2 separate regions of the Homo sapiens genome follow, and region 2 is linked to region 1. Evidence: read pairs that join two places in POLR2A ChIA-PET (ENCODE). Cell type or tissue: GM12878. All regions are shown on one strand. Region 1 overlaps MB21D2 (Mab-21 domain containing 2). Region 2 overlaps MB21D2 (Mab-21 domain containing 2).

What was found. ChIA-PET counts read pairs that join two places held together with the same protein. Peaks named below come from ENCODE experiments on the same cell type or tissue, not always from the same donor. Only the 100,000 strongest peaks of a DNase experiment are listed, where the experiment ranks them.
Region 2: POLR2A ChIA-PET joins it to region 1 with 32 read pairs; 8 of 35 experiments call an interaction of 5 or more read pairs at or near these places.

The regions. Positions count from the first base shown.
Region 1 is chr3:192,913,917-192,916,416 of GRCh38, forward strand. All of the region lies in intron 1 of MB21D2 (Mab-21 domain containing 2), which reads right to left. Among named protein-coding and RNA genes, the nearest start is that of MB21D2, 2.7 kb to the right of the region's middle. RefSeq lists an enhancer at 778-1,278. In GM12878, a CTCF peak has its summit at 1,566; a DNase peak (open chromatin) is centred at 1,540; H3K4me3 peaks cover 2,264 bases; H3K27ac peaks cover 1,876 bases.
Region 2 is chr3:192,847,884-192,850,383 of GRCh38, forward strand. The region is part of intron 1 of MB21D2 (Mab-21 domain containing 2); the gene reads right to left. Among named protein-coding and RNA genes, the nearest start is that of MB21D2, 69 kb to the right of the region's middle. In GM12878, no CTCF peak of the experiment used is centred here; a DNase peak (open chromatin) is centred at 1,224; H3K4me3 peaks cover 1,407 bases; H3K27ac peaks cover 2,429 bases.

The sequences.
Region 1 (2,500 bases):
AATTACTATGATTTTCTCAATCAAAAATTCAAATAGGAGATCTTATTATAGAATACTTGAACTCAGACTGTTCCAGAAATCTACTTATATTACGCTAAAACTTATAGCTAAAATCGAAACAAAATCCTGAAAGAAGTGATTTTTTAAAACAAAGCCTTTCCTCTGGATTTTATGCATCTATTCTTAATAGTCTCAAGTAGGAGAAGAGGAACATGTTTTAGAGTAAGGCTGACCTGAGTTTCAGTAGCATCTCTACCATCTATTAGCTTTGTGACCCTGGATATCCACTTTCTTCACCCCACTAAATTTCAATATCTTCATCTATGTAATGGGAAAGCAATACCTCCTCAAAAGTCTATGTGAAGTTCCTGGCCCTGAGAAGATGATTAGTAAATGATTAACTACCGTAAAAATCATGCCATGGTACCGACCACTTGGTCTGTAGGTTAGGTGACGGCTTGTTTCTTTCCTGCCTTCTCCAGCATCTGCATACCCCCTTTTCTGCATCTGTTCAATGGGGACACAAACCAGTCTCTATCGAACCTCACCAGGGAATGAAGATAACAAAAGAGCTGGCAGAGACATTATGCTAATACCAAATATTATTAAAACATTAATGAACTCTGGCAATTTCCCTGAATTTTGATAAATGGTGTTTATTATGCACTGCCAGCCTTTCGCACAGTCTGGGCTCTCAAATATTAACTAGATAATAACACCAATCATTCTCCTAAAAGACCAAGGTACAGAGGAATAAGAAGTGAATCTAGACAATTGCAGCTAACACCTGCCTCCAAAAAAAAATCAGAATCTCTGTACAAACAGAGAGCATCAGGACAGACCCCAGAGACCACAGTGACCACCAGCAAGCTCAGATCAACCCCACAGCCTGTGCAGAACCCTACTTTGATAAGACAGTGGAGTGTCTTGGTGTTGACAGGTCATTGATTATGACAGCTGTCTACCACCTCCTTGCTCTTCAGTGTAAAATTCCTCCAAACTAGACAAAATGAAAAGGATCTGTGAAGCTGGAGGGGCTTCAGACTTGGCTAACAATCTTACACAAAAAGAGAGTAACATGCCTCACCCCTGCCAACTGCCTGAAACATGAGGCAGTATTTTTCTCAGCTCCACTAAAGAGGCTTGCACCCAATTCGTGGTTGGCCACTTCATTCTGTGTGAGGGGATAATATCTGTAAGCTGCTAACAATCCCCAGGTGCAGCTCAGATACAGAACAAAGCCAAGAGGACTGGCCACCCTCCACCCCCCCGCCCTGAAATGAGGGCCTGGTACCACCCAAGTAACACCTTAACAAGCTAGGGGTCATTAAGAGACTTCATTTGCATAGTCATCAAAGAACCAAAGCTATGGCAAGTGAAACAAAGTGTATAAAAAAAATGATTTTGTTCTTTAAGCCAAGCCAAAATCTGCTTTAGAAAAAGTAAATCCACATAGGAACCCTTGCTGTCGCCAAACCTCCACTTGTGTAGAGCAGCCAGCATCTCATTAAAGGAAAGCAAGGAACTCGCAAATGAATGCAGCACCACACACAGGCAAGCAAGCTCATTTCGCCATCTGCCTTCTAGTGTCCAGAGGGGCAAAAGGCTTAAATGACACTCTCTTGAATCTTCTCTCCTGCAGGTGGAAATGCTAAATTCCCAGGGGGCAAGAAAGACTGCTTGCAAGGTCAACTGGGTAAAAAGGAATAGAAGCAAATCTAGTTTACCTGTCAACACAATGCCACCCATGGCATTAAACACATGCAAAAATTAAGCACCCTAGAATAATTTACTTTTTTATATTTGGATAAAAGCTTTGCTGATTCAGTGTATCAGCTTTGGAGTTAAGCACAGAAGTTCCTCATGAGCCAGGCACTTAAATTTACCCTCCCTACATTATCCCATTTCCTGACCCATGACTACCCTAACTGGTGGTGACCCAGTACCTTCTTCTAGTAAATGACCTACGCAAGTGACATCAGAACTGATCTGGGGGCTGTATTAACACAATGGCAGACTTCCATTATTTATGCCACAGAGAAAGGCTATGATTAACTAAACAACTTAAGTAACTGCGCTCAGCCTTCTGTGTGTGGCCCCACCTTCCTGACAATCACTGTGTTGGCTTTTGGCTTTGTAAGCATTTTAGGCTTCCCTGTGGAAGCTCACTCCTACCAGGTTTTATATATATATATATATATATATTTAATTCATCTATTCATCTACATAGTTGAACGGCTGAATCTCTCAATAGTTTTTCAACCTCATACGCAACGTAAGACACACTTGAAGAGTGCGGCGCAAAAGGTAAAAACCAGCCTAGAGTTTTAACATGTTTCATCTAACTTCCCAACGCGTGAACAACTACCAGCGGACACAGACACGTTCAGTCTGTATTACCCCGTCCTTGGGCAGTGAGGAAGAAGAAAACCTAGAAGGAAGAAGGTATCCCAGGATAGAAGCAGCAACAGCCGGCTGAAACCCAATTAGATTGCAGGAG
Region 2 (2,500 bases), 66 kb before region 1:
CAATATAAATATGAAGGACCATCAAAAAAACATTCAAACAGAATTCAATTTGGGCTTAACTTTGATGAACTGTACATGCTCAAAAATAAAATGAAACCAACCAAAATACATTTATGTCTACAGCTGTAACATTAACATTGGTGGCAGCTTGTTTACATTTTCGGCCAAGAAGTGTTCTTCCATCTGGTCACATACCCGGCATTACACACATATTTTAAAGTTATTTAAATATTTCATGTGTGAAAACAGAGAGGTTACTTCATGTAGGCAAATCTGGAAGAAGTCAAGTGCTAAATATGCTGCAAAGATCCTGCTTAACCCACGGAAACTGACATTTTTCTTTCAGCCTGCCAGTTAAATGCCTACTCTGCTTTTTAATTCATTCACCCACTTCTACAAACATTTGCACTGACATTTTGCCAAAAAGCTATCCCACAAATCTCTAATGGGGAGGGAAGAAAGGAGTACAACAAATATAACATAAATTTTAAACTCTGGGGACATCTTCAAAAAACTCTGGCCCAGGTAAGGCTCCAAATCAAGCCAGATAAAATAAAAGACATCAGTACTTTTAAACTGTACTACTATAGATGCATGCCACAAGAAGCCACCCATTCATATGGGAGATAATCTGACTATTGCATGACCCATTTCCTATTCCCAACAAAGATAAATTGGGATTGTATAATAGACCCACTATTTCGCAGACTAACAGTATACTACTGGTCATATTTCTAACGTGAATAAAACCTTGTGAAATGAAGTAAACCAACCCGTCAGAGTTTTATACACCAGCATCCAGAATCTACGTGTTATACACATGTATCTCTACTTTTCAAAGTATATACACAAGGTAGGCAAATGATTAAGTACTAATTTCTAAATCTTCCTAGAACAAATAAGACCCCAGACCTGGTCATGTACAGCCAGCAGCAGAAAAACCCATCCAGCAAAACCAGGCATGGCTAAGCTTCCACTATGGAAAGTGCTCGCTTCCCCTTGGGGTTCTGATGGACCGAAGAGAAGAAAAGAAAACAAATGAATTCAGAGGGCCCCTGGGAACTTGACAGCGTAACCCTGGAATTCCCCAAGTTCTGGACCCACCACAGGAACTTTTTATTTCTTGGGCTCATCTGTCTATTCTAATTGTGCTTAACATATCACAGATTCAGTTTTGTTATGAGATTCTCAATGGGGCAGCCCCCTGCTCAGTCCTGAAATGGCTGGCATTCCACTATGAGGACAAACCACGATCCTCTGGCCACTGGAGTGACAAGCTGGCTTCCCACCACTCCGTGCTCCCATGCTCACACTTGCCTCCCAGCCTGTTACTCGAACCTTCCGAATTCTGTACTGTGAGACTCTTCCTCCAAAGCTCTCATGGCTAATTCGTTAACCATCTTCAAGTGCAAGTTTTTCACGTCTCTTTTTTTGGGGGGGGGGCGGGGGGTGGGGGTGGAGTCTCGCTCTGTTGCCCAGGCTGGCGTGCAGTGGCGCGATCTCGGCTCACTGCAACCTCCGCCTCCCGGGTTCAAGCGATTCTCCTGCCTCAGCTTCCTGAGTAGCTGGGATTACAGGCATGTGCCACCACGCCCAGCTAATTTTTGTATTTTTAGTAGAGACAGGGTTTCACCATGTTGGTCAGGCTGGTCTTGAACTCCTGACTTCGTGATCTACCTGCCTCGGCCTCCCAGAGTGCTGGAATTACTGGCGTGAGACACCACACTCGGCTGTCACCGTCTTACTTTATTTAATATTTCAACCACTTTATATCCCTTTTTACTTTGCTCTACTTCAACCTTTTTTCATGACACTTATTCTATTAAATAAAAAAAACTATATTTATTTATGTCTATTGCTTATTATTCTGTTTGCCCTGGCAGAATAGTATAAAGACAGCAAAAGTCCTTTTCTATATTATATATTGCTCACTCATATGTCCCAAGGACCTAGAACAACTCCTGGCACAGAAGAGCCTCATAAATGTTTGCTGAGTGAATAAACTGTCAGAGACAGAAACATGTCATATAAAAATTTTCTTTTTTTTTTTTTTTCGAGACAGTCTCACTCTGTCACCCAGGCCGGAGTGCAGTGGTGCGATCTTGGCTCACGGCAACCTTTGCCTGCTGGATTCAAGCAATTCTCCTGCCTCAGCTTCCTGAGTAGCTGGGACTACTGGCGCGTGCCACCACACCAGGCTAATTTTTTGCATTTTCAGTAGAGAGGGGGTTTCACCATGTTGGCCAGGCTGGTCTTGAACTCCTGACCTTATGATCCACCCGCCTCGGCCTCCCAAAGTGCCAGGATTACAGGCATGAGCCACCGCGCCCGGCCCATAGAACAATTTTCTGGGGTTCCACTAAGAAAAGACTAAGCTGGGACTTCTGATCTCCCAGGAGACAGACTCTACACTGAAGGAAAGAACCTGGGTGATAGCTCCTAGTAGAATCTAGACAGCAAGCTCCAGCAGAGTAACAGAGATGTGGACAGACTGTATACC